Regions from separate parts of the Homo sapiens genome. Here regions 1 and 2 are each linked to region 3. A link is a contact called in ENCODE Hi-C or POLR2A ChIA-PET data. All regions are on one chromosome and are shown on one strand. Each heading gives the region's core, a stretch centred on a gene start or an enhancer-like site at or near the end of the contact. The rest is flanking DNA. Distances are from core to core; before and after follow the strand shown. Region 1 overlaps BHMT (betaine--homocysteine S-methyltransferase). Region 2 holds the start of RPS23 (ribosomal protein S23). Region 3 holds the start of ZFYVE16 (zinc finger FYVE-type containing 16).

The links. Hi-C counts contacts between places; a loop is a spot of excess contacts on that map. ChIA-PET counts read pairs that join two places held with the same protein, here RNA polymerase II (POLR2A). Pooled maps may share reads with other maps.
Region 1: POLR2A ChIA-PET joins it to region 3 with 11 read pairs in T-cell. The contact joins the enhancer-like site here to the promoter of ZFYVE16 in region 3. POLR2A ChIA-PET finds 5 or more read pairs at or near these places in 2 of 52 experiments (T-cell and activated T-cell).
Region 2: a loop to region 3 is called in a map of CD8-positive, alpha-beta T cell, with 9 times the contacts of the local background. The contact joins the promoter of RPS23 here to the promoter of ZFYVE16 in region 3. A Hi-C loop is called at or near these places in 4 of 168 maps with a recorded cell type or tissue (CD4-positive, alpha-beta T cell, CD8-positive, alpha-beta T cell and naive thymus-derived CD4-positive, alpha-beta T cell), 2 of 37 single-sample maps with no recorded cell type and 12 of 50 pooled maps.

The regions. Positions count from the first base shown.
Region 1 is chr5:79,132,112-79,135,460 of GRCh38, reverse strand. BHMT (betaine--homocysteine S-methyltransferase) reads right to left here. Exons shown (of 8, transcript NM_001713.3): 8 at 3,173-3,349. Among named protein-coding and RNA genes, the nearest start is that of BHMT, 22 kb to the right of the region's middle. Within about 2 kb of position 1,665, at least 25 of the 41 ENCODE cell types and tissues checked have a DNase peak (open chromatin) inside an H3K27ac peak, as active enhancers do.
Region 2 is chr5:82,276,581-82,280,120 of GRCh38, reverse strand. RPS23 (ribosomal protein S23) reads left to right here and starts at 1,767. Exons shown (of 4, transcript NM_001025.5): 1 at 1,767-1,801; 2 at 2,269-2,428. The coding sequence starts at 1,798. It also overlaps the pseudogene ATP6AP1L. RefSeq lists an enhancer at 1,447-1,776.
Region 3 is chr5:80,406,787-80,410,606 of GRCh38, reverse strand. ZFYVE16 (zinc finger FYVE-type containing 16) reads right to left here and starts at 2,543. Exons shown (of 19, transcript NM_001284236.3): 1 at 2,454-2,543. RefSeq lists a silencer at 1,943-2,062 and an enhancer at 1,783-2,581.

The DNA.
Region 1 (3,349 bases), core at 416-2,915, 1.3 Mb after region 3:
AAAGTCTGAACTATTTAAAAAGATATTCAGCTTTTTCCTTTCAAGATCATGTAGTAAATTGGAACAAATAACCACAGAATGGGGCCAAGCAGAGGTCTTACTGAACCTGCCCAAAAGAACAAACTGGAATAATTTCTGAAGGGTACATTAACAGTTTGCATGCAAGTGATGACTGCTAAAGATAGTTCAGGCATTTAGAGAAATATCTTTTTATTAAAAATAAGTGAAATGTTTCCCTTAATACATTTCATGTAAGTATTTACATAGGAAACTTTCATAAATTTATTTATTTTTATTTTTATTTATTTATTTTTTTGAGATGGAGTTTCACTCTTGTTGCCCAAGCTAGAGTGCAGTGGTGCGATCTCGGCTCACTGCAACCTCCGCCTCCCAAGTTCAAGTGATTCTCCTGCCTCAGCCTCCCAAGTAGCTGGGATTACAGGCGCCTGCCACTACGCCCAGCTAAGTTTTGCGTTTTTAGTAGAGATGGGGTTTCACCATGTTGGCAGGCTAGTCTTGAACTCCTGACCTCAAGTGATCTGCCTGCCTTGGCCTCCCAAACTGCTGGGATTATAGGCGTGAGCCACCGTGCCCAGCCTGGAAGCTTTAATAAATTTAAATGTAAACATCTAACCATCTAACCACAAGTTAAAATGATCATGCGTTTGATTTCATGGCATATAAATTAACCTGTTTTTACTGTTTTGCTGTACATGACTTGTTTGGTATTATTCCTGTAACTCACAGCAGCATAAATGATGACATCTGTCTCTCTCATTTTCCATCATCTTAATTTTTCATCTATCCAATGCCAACAGAATGCCTCCAGCTGCTTGAAAACCGGAAGCATTTTCTGGCCATTCCTTTCTCTCACCACACTCCCACCAATTTTACCAAAGGATCCTACCCTTCCTGTTACCATTTTTGAGAATTCTTTGCATTTGCCTGCCTTTCATCATTTTCTGTTCAAACACTAAATATTCCTTCCTGAAGATGTTTAGAAATATTATACCTTGCTATCTCTAATTCTGTCGTTTAACATCCCACCAGGCATACTATTTCTGAAGCCGTTCATAAGTCCTATTTTTCTCTCTTGAAATTGACTTCTTCCTCCTTTGTTATCTAAGAGCCAGGGTCCTTGACCTGGCAGGTAACACGTGGGAGGTTCCAGACTGACTGAGTGGATGTTATTGACTATCAAGGAGGCTATTTGGGAGAACAGTCTATAAAGCCCTCAAGCCCTTCAGTGTGCTGAAGGCTGGAAAAAAAAAAACGTTTCTGGGGAAAATGGGGATCTAGTTGGAGATGCATAAAGCCTGCCTGCCTGCCTGCTCTCCTGCAGTCCCTCCCCGCCCTCCTTCCTCCCTCCCTGCCTCTCTCCTCCCTCCCTCCCTCTCTCCTTTCTTTCCTTCCCTCCCGTTCTCCCTCCCTTTTTCCCTCCCTTTCTCCCTTCCTTCCTCTTTTTTAATTCCTGACTCAAACTTGTTAAAGGCTTTTCTTGATGGGTGCGTTGTCCTGGATGTGATTCAAAGATCCACATGTCTTAAGAAAAAACTGACCAAAACTGTTAGAGCTTAGCCTGATGAAATAACTTAAGTTCAAACAAAATAAGGTTACTCATGCATTTCCTGCTGGCGACCTGCTGCCCCCATCTGGAGAAGTTGGGAACGGATGTTCTTGATTCATTCCTGCGCAGTTCTTGTTTCCTTTAGGGGTCTGCGTTGGCTTGGCTGTCTTATCCAAAGGTGGTTTGCTACAGTGTGTAGAAGTGTCAGAGTACAAACTGCAAACAGTTTATTTAGTGAGTTCATGTTTACTCTGAGTAACGCCAAAGACCTTTATTTTATTCCTGGCTGGAGGATGACTCCTTAGTTTTGTGGACCATCTGTTCTGGTACTGCCCCCCAGCTTCCCCAACCCTTCCTACAAAAGGCTAAGCTAAAGCCGTCTTTCTTGACAGCCTTGGAATAGTGAGAAGTGCTTCCTGACTTTGCATCCTGCCTTGGTAATCTTATCCTTAAAAGGATAGTTTGGACTTTTGATCTCTAAGGTCCCTCTGGTTCGGAGTCCATAAAAAATATTTACCAGTGAGAAATGTCTATTTAACATAAATCAACTCTTAGGTATTAAATGAGCTTTCTCTCTTAATGAACAAGATTTCTGGAAATAAAATGCACATGTTTGGAGGAGGGACTGAAATTTTAAAAACAATTTCAAAATATGAACTATACCACTAGGAGGCAGTGTTGACATATAATTTAATTCAAGAATGTCTTTACCATAGCTCCTTTTCAGAAAAATATTTTAAAAAACGATGGATATAAAAATGATTAAAGGTTATAATATTTTGGTGGCAACAAAACTCTGAAAAGAATATTAAAGGAACATGCATTTTACACAGTAATAGAACAGCAAGTCCAATAAAATGTCATCTGTGAGTGAAAGCTTTAAATACTGAGCTTGGTTTGAGAATATAAGAGAAATGATAGATAACAACTTTGCCAAAAAAAAAAACAAAAAACAAAAAACAAGTGGAGTTCACTCTTGTTTCCACTAGCCATATGCAGCCTCTGAAAGTTGTGCTGCTTTGGCTCTGTTTCTGTGCATTGAGGGATTAGGGGTGGATTATTAACTCTTAGTAACAAAATTCTAGCAATTTCTTTGCCTTTCCATTTATTTATTTATTTGACAGAGTCTCACTCTGTCTCCCAGGCTGGAGTGCAGTGGTGCAATCTCAGCTCACTGCAGCCTCTGCCTCCCAGGTTCAAGTGATTCTCATGCCTCAGCCTCCCGAATAGCTGGGACTACAGGTGTGTGCCACCACACCTGGCTAATTTTTGTATTTTTAGTAGAGACAGGGTTTCACCATGTTGGCCAAACTGGTCTTGAACTCCTATCCTCAAGTAATCCGTCCACCTCCCAAAGTGCTGGGATTACAGGCGTAAGCCACCACACCTGGCCTATTTTTGTTTTCTAGAATTCCCTGACTGGCTCTCCAGAAAGAGCCAGTAGGGCCTCTTTTCCTTTTAAATACTGCCACCTGCTCCTTTAAAATTCCAGCATACTTGTGAAGTAGGTTTTTCTTTTAAATAGGTGAAGAAATTGAGGTATAGAGGTTTCATGTAAGACTTAGCAAATTGTAGAACCAGGATAAGAATAAAATACAAGCAATATAGTCTCATTGCTCTTCTTTTTAATAGCTGAAAAGAATTACAATTTCAAAACAGCTCAAACAATTCAATAATGTTTAGAAAGCTGCATGACCTCTTTTCTAATACACTGAGGGTAGTCATGTTTCTTCTAATAGTCTTGTATCTTCAGGCTTGAGCTTTTGTAGGAGAGTAGATATT
Region 2 (3,540 bases), core at 518-3,017, 1.9 Mb before region 3:
TGCTCCTCTCCTCGTATTTCCCACTTTGGAACTCACCCAACTCACAACTCACAACTCTACAACTCACCCAAGTGCTGAGGTCAAAAATCATAGTGCTGTAATTAACTCCTCTCTCACATCCTACAGTCCTGAGCAAATTCTGTTCATTCTACCACCAAACAGTGTATCTGACCCAACCACTTTTTACTGTCTCCACTGAGGGTCCAAGCTATCACCATCTCTCATCTGAACTATTGCAATACCTTCCCAAGTGGCCTCCCAGATTCATGTCTTTTTCTCCTCTCAACAGCCAGAGTAACCCCATAAAAATATAAATCTTATTTTGCTACCTACTCCCAAGCTCAAAACTTTACAATGGCTTTAAATCACCAGAAGAGTAGAAAAAGGCTTTACCATGGCCTACAGGCTCCACATGTTCCTGTGTAACTCTCAGACCCCATCTAATGCCACACTACTCCTCAGTCACTATGCTCCCCTTCTTCACTGATCTTTCAGTTCTTAGAAAGCACTAGCCCATTCTACATCTGCACAGAGATGTCACCTTAAACTACCCTATCCAGAGTAGCCACCCCCATCCCCAAGTCACTATCACCCATCCAGCTATATTTTCTCTATAGCTCTACAGTATGTAAAAATCATCTATTTAATTATTTAATTTACATCTATCTAACTGGTCTGTCCTCTCACATTTAGAATATAAACTGTATCAGAGCAGAAACCTTCACCCTCTTAATTTAACCGCCATATTCCCGGTACCTACAACAGCGTCTGGCACATAGAAGGCATTTTTAAACATCCTTGCTGAGTGAACCAATATCCCAGAAACCTCTCACAGCTAGTTCATCTTACAGGAGAAACAGTATTAAAGAGTTAATTAAATGGCCAGGCGCGGTGGCTCACGCCTGTAATCCCAGCACATTGGGAGGCCGAGGCGGGCGGATCACTCGAGGTCAGGAGATCGACACCAGCCTGGCCAACATGGTGAAACCCCCTCTCTACTGAAAATACAAACATCAGCCAGGCGTGATGGTGGAAGCCTGTAATCCCAGCTACTCAGGAGGCTGAGGTGGGACAATCGCTTGAACCCGGGAGGCGGAGGTTGTAGTGAGCCAAGATCGCACCACTGCACAACAGCCTAGAAGACAGAGTGAGACCCTGTCTCAGAAAAAAATAAAAATAAAAATAAATAAATCTATAAGTAAATGACTCGCCAGTCAAAATAAACGGCAACTTTAGGGTTAAAGGCCCAATCTGGCTCCAAAGCTTGGGGTTTTAGTTACTACACTACATTGCTTCACTATATTTTACAATTTACTAGCTGCTTATAAGTATGAATTAAGGCTCAGAAGTCTAATTTTCCAGACTACTCGGAGGACTCTCGCCCCACTCCACTCCACAAAGATTCAGCTCAGCGACTCCTTCCTACTCTGACCTAGCCCCGCGTCCCGCTCTCAGTGGCTTGGGCAAGAGCGCCTGCGCGGTGAGCGGGTCCCATAAAACGCATTCTGGGATTGGTAGTCCATGTTCCTCCGGTCTCCAGCATTCAAAAGAAAAAGGGGGAAAAAAAACCATGCAAATTAGATATCTCTGAATTTCTTGCAAATTAAATAAGACGCAGATTCTGGCTCAGGAAAGTGATGCAAACGCGTCGTTTTCAAAGGAGAGACCCCAGCCTCGGGTCAGGCGCGGCGCAGACAGCGGCGCGGGGTCCTTGGCTGGGCGGGGCTTGCTCGCGGTGGCTTGTGGCTCCTTCCTGCGGTGCTTCTCTCTTTCGCTCAGGCCCGTGGCGCCGACAGGATGGGTGAGCTGTTGTGGCCGGTTTAAGGGCGCTGCAAGCGGGACTTGGGGTCTTGGGGACGGGCGGGCGGATGCGAATAGAGTAGGGCGGGGGATGCCATGGAGAGGCTCCATGGGGGAGGGCCGGGGAAGCGCCGCTCCAGGAGGCACGTGGTCCGGCGCGGAAGGGGCCCATGAGGCGTGGAGGCCGCCGAGGTCGGGGTACCGAGGGACGCAGGGAGGCCAGCGCTTCCTCCCGGGCATTCGAGCGGGGCCTCGTCCTTCGGGAGAACACATTCTCCGGAGCCCTCTTCGAACGTTTATTAGTCGGTTCAGGGCAACTTGAAGGCCAAATGTTTGGCCCACAGGCCAATAAATAGTACGAGAGCCAATCGGCTTAAGGGTTTATTCCAGGTGAGGCGAGTGTCTTAGAAGATGGGAAACACGTAGATGGCGTGTTTTTACGGAAGAACTAAAATATTTAATTTTTAGGCAAGTGTCGTGGACTTCGTACTGCTAGGAAGCTCCGTAGTCACCGACGAGACCAGAAGTGGCATGATAAACAGTATAAGAAAGCTCATTTGGGCACAGCCCTAAAGGCCAACCCTTTTGGAGGTGCTTCTCATGCAAAAGGAATCGTGCTGGAAAAAGTGTAAGTCCATTGCTCCCGTCAAGTTTTAGTTTATTATAGGAATTCGAGACATGAACTTACGAATTCTTGTTTTGAAAGTAATTGCAGGTTTTTGTGTAGTAGTATTCATTTGGGCATTGTGGGGTAAAATTGCAAAGCGTTTGTTCTATTTAAAAGTTGGTAAAATTAGTTTTTGGGAATTAGGTAGTTAAGGTTTTAATTTAACGTTGGCCTGGAAGGAATTGGAGAAGATACTAGCAATGATGAAGTAAAGGACACAAACACCTTTACTGTGGGAGTTGTTATAAGTAAATGGCACGTGTCAGCTATTGAACTTTATCGACTTGATAAAACTAAGGTGAAGAGAAGTGACTTGCATCAGAATTAATTGAGGTCATACACCTAAGATTGAGACATGAAACTGCCAGTATTTGACTGGTTTTGACTTTTTAAAATAATAATTTCATATAGTTCTATCATATTTGATGGTAGAGCCATTTTAACCCAGACTTTTTTTTTTTTTTTTTTTTTTTTTGAGACAGTCTAGCTCTGTCACCCAGGCTGGTGTGCAGTAGCGCAAGACTCCCTGCAACCTTAGCCTCCCAGGTTCAAGCATTTCTCCTGCCTCAGCCTCCCAGGTAGCTGGGATTACAGGCGCCCACTACCACACCAGCTAATATTTTGTATTTTCAGTAGTGATGGGGTTTCACCATGTTGACCAGGCTAGTCTCAAACTCCTGACCTCAGGTGATAATGCCTGCTTCGGCCTCCGAAAGTGCTGGAATTACAGGCGTGAGCCACTGTGTCCGGCCCAGACTTTCTAATTCTTACCTCAGATACCTTTTTTCTTTTTTCTTTTTTTTTTTTTGAGATAGGGTCCCTTGTCACACAGGCTGGCCATCTTGACGTTCTAGGCATAGATCCTCCCACGTCAGCCTCGCAAGTAGTTGGGACTACAGGCCCACGCTGCCACTCCAGTCTACTTTTATAACTGTAAAAGGTCTAGAAATTTCCCCCATTGTGCTAATGAAATTAAGACTGGCAGAAAACTAGGTTGACATCACAGGACTTCAGCTCAGCCATTTGAGGTTAGATTGAAAAGATAGAAACAGTTTCTCATTAGTTCTCTAGTT
Region 3 (3,820 bases), core at 1,294-3,793:
GAGCGAGACTCTGTCTTAAAAAACAAACAAACAAAGTACAGCACGTTTCCTTACAATATATTTAAGAAGATAAAAATGTGTTAGAAAAACACTTGGATACTGGACTATAAACGAGCAAATAACATCAACAGACAACTAGTAAGATTATGAAAATTATTCAGTGCACTATCAAAGTAATGAGAATTAGAACATATACCATTTATTGCCTGCTAAATTGAAACAATTTTTTAAAATAATAAAAGTACTCGATGTTGGTAAGGGTGTGATTTTTTTTTTTAAAGCATGTCAGACACTGCTGACAGGAAACAAACTGGTACTATCTCCCATGAAAACAATGTGACAATATGTACCAATAGCCTGAGAAAGATTCCTAATATTTGATCTAACAATTATCTTTTTAGAAATTTTAGAAAAGAATCCATGTGTTAAAGCTCTCTTAAAATGTATCTGGCAGTTGTCTGGTTTTTACTGGACTCCCCCCAGCCCCCTCAAAAAGAAAATAATTCAAAACAACTAAAAACATGCAAAGATATTTCACCAAATCATTAGTTGAAACAATCTAAACACCAACATTAGTGCACAAAAGCAAATTATACAGGCATCAAAAGTAATGTGTTTAACAAACTTAAAAAAAAGCAAAACTCTATGACCTAGCAATTCTACTTACAGAAAAAACACTAGCACGCATACACCAGAAAACATCACAAAGAACTTTCACTGTTGCAAGGGTTGTAACAGTGTAAAATTTTAAACAACCTAACAGCCCACCAATCCAAAAATGGTTAAATCAGCTTTCTCAAACTGTGGTCTCAGGACCCCTGGATGTCCCCAGGAGCCTTTCAGCAGGCTTGTAAGATCCTCGCTTTTCCTGCTACGTATCTGTTCAAGGCTGGTGTTTTCTTCATATGCTTCAACCTAAACCAGATAGCACAACAGACTGAACAGAAGCAAACATGAAAATCCAGCTGTCTTCTATAATGCCAGACATTAAAGTGATTCGCAAAAATTTGAAACAATGCCACGCTCCTCTTCTAAGTTTTGTTTTAGAAAATGGTTACTTTTCACTAAAAAATTATTTAATACATGAGTCTGTGATTTTTAAATGAATAAAACATTTTCAATTTTCTGAGTTTTAATTTCCAAAATGGTAAATATACTGCAGCATTAGGAACCAAAAACTCTATTGGTCCTCAATAATTTTTAAGCGTAATTATCCCCAATCATAATGTTAAATGAACTGTAGCACTATTCTATCATGTAACATTATGATTGAGGATAATTAATGCGGATTTGGCTTTATCTGTAATATAACTGTTTCAAAAGATACTTTGCTCATGTATAATCAAGAAGTCATTTTTATGAAGCTTTTTAAAAACATGGGGAAATGCTTACAACGTAATTTAAATCAAGGAAAGCAGACAATCCAACGATATAAAATCTCATCTCAAGAAAATGCACAGGGGAAAAAAAGACTCAAAGGAAAAAAGTCAAAATATTATAAGTAATTGATTACTATTACATGGTGGAATTATGATTGATCATTTTTCCTTATTCTTTATTCTATTTTTTCAATTTTTGCCACTAAGCATGCGGTTTAATATCCAGGAGAGGAAAAAAAGGAAGAAATTAGGCGAAAAATTATATATAGTTCTACTGGATTAAACCATTAAACTCCCGCCAACTCAAGAGACGACAAGCTCAAGTGAATAAATGGAGGAATCTGATTGAATCAACAAAGTGCCTATTTTTTGAATTGAAAAGATTAACTTAATATCAAATGTATGGACTGGTTTTCATACAAGTCAAACTAATAAGAAAGAACATCCTTAGTCTGGAACATAATATTTGCAATCACGATAGTACAAATAAGAGTTAAAAATAAGGTCCTCTTTTGGAGTTCTCAAAAGTACCAAAGGAAAGGCAGCGGGAAAGACGGCCACTGCATCCTTCTGGTCTCTAACCAAGAGAAAATGCATGGGTGCGGGAATGGACAGTGCGAGAGCACCGGCGGCGATGAGACTCCTCTGCGGGGACCGAGCCTCTGCCACTCCTGAAGAACCACAGTCCCCTCCGCAGTCGCAGCCCCTCCCCAGGCGGGACGGCGGCGCCAGGGCGCTTCTCCCTCCGTCCGCTGGGGTCTCTCCCCCAGGAGCGCCGAACACTCCGGCGGCCCGGGAGCGGGGAACCGGGCAAACAGCCGCCGTGATTGCCCTCCCGGTCCAGTCCGGTCTGGCCCTTCAGGCTCCAGGAGGGGACATCAGATTGGAGGGCCAGGGTTCCCCGGCCAGCTCCGGGGGCTCGGAAAAGGAATCGGTCGGGGCCCAGGCTCTGTCCCCAGAGGAAGAGGGCCAGACCCAGCGCCCAGGTCGGCGGGTCCAGCGGTCACCCCGCCCCCCTGTGGGAACAGCAGGGCTGAGGGGAGGCCGAGACGACCGGTCACGGGGGGCTCTTACCTCCCTACAGCCCCTGCGGAGCTTTTTGGGAACTCGACACGACGTCGCGCTGAGGAGTGAAGAGCTACCCCGGCCGGGAGTCCTGGGAGTGCCAGATCCCGGCTCAGGGCTTCTTTCCCCGCCCCACCGGGCAGCGCAGAGAGCGCAGGCGCAGAGGACGCTTTCCTCTTCGGCTCACACGCCCCCTCCCTCGGCATCCGCGGCCGTCTCCAGGCCCGGGGCGCTTGCGCACTACGACGCAGGTTCCGAGCCAAGGGCACTAGATTTCTTACCGGAAGTGCCTGAGTGGGTTGTTGGGTGACGGGGACGCCTGATGATTCGACCTTAGGTCGGGACTCGGTTCTCCACTCGACTGCGGGATCGGGAGGCCACTCGCGTCAGTGTCTGACTTCCTTTACCCTTCGCTAACCTAGAGGCAGCTTCCCCGGCTCCAGCCTTAGCCCTTTGCTGAGCCTGCGCGGCGTTCCGGTCTCTACTGGACAGACCCGCCTTCCCGGCAGCGGGCTAGGCCTGCTCTCCGCGCTGCTGGCCCCTCGGAAAACATAACTTTTTGTTTACTTCAAACTGATTTTACAACACGCTGCCCCCCCGCCTCCCCCGCTTCCCCCGCTTCCCCTTCCTCCTCCCGGCAGCAATAAAAATGCTCCCAGCCAACGCCGAGCTCCAAGCCCCTCCAGCTGACTGGACATTCCCAGCCACACTTTCCTTCCCTTCGCTGCGTTAGTTCTGCATTTTTATTTTAAAGCAGCTGGTAGAACAGCTGTCTCCCTGTCTAAAAGCAAAAGCTGACTTATCTGATGTAGAAATAAAATGTCACTCACTTGATGTATATTTGCTTGTTGAGTTTTGCTATTTTTACCACAAGTTTCCTATAAATTTAAATGAGACCCGGCGCGGTGGCTCACGCCTGTCATCCCAGCACTTTGGGAGGCCGAGGCGGGAGGATCGCTTGAAGTCAAGAGTTCCAGACAGGCCTGGGCAACATAGCAAGACCCTGTCTCTACTAAAAATGAAAATGAAAAAATTAGCCAGGCGTGTTGGCGCGTGCCTGTAGTCCCAGCTACTGGCTGGGAGTCTGAAGTGGGAGGATCACTTAAGCCCAGGAGGTCAAGGCTGCAGTGAGCTCTGATGGCAACACTGCATTCCAGCCTGAGCAACAGAACCAGACCGTGTCTCTAAAAAAATAAAAAATAAAAACAAGGGAAGAGACATACATGTGGGATCAGATACAGACAGATACAGGGAAAAAGCAGTTCCTCAAAGGTTAAACAGCTCACAGTTCATACTGATCTTTCAAAAATCGCAAGAATTGGCCGGGCGCAGTGGCTCACGCCTGTAACCCCAGCACTTTGGGAGGCCGAGGCAGG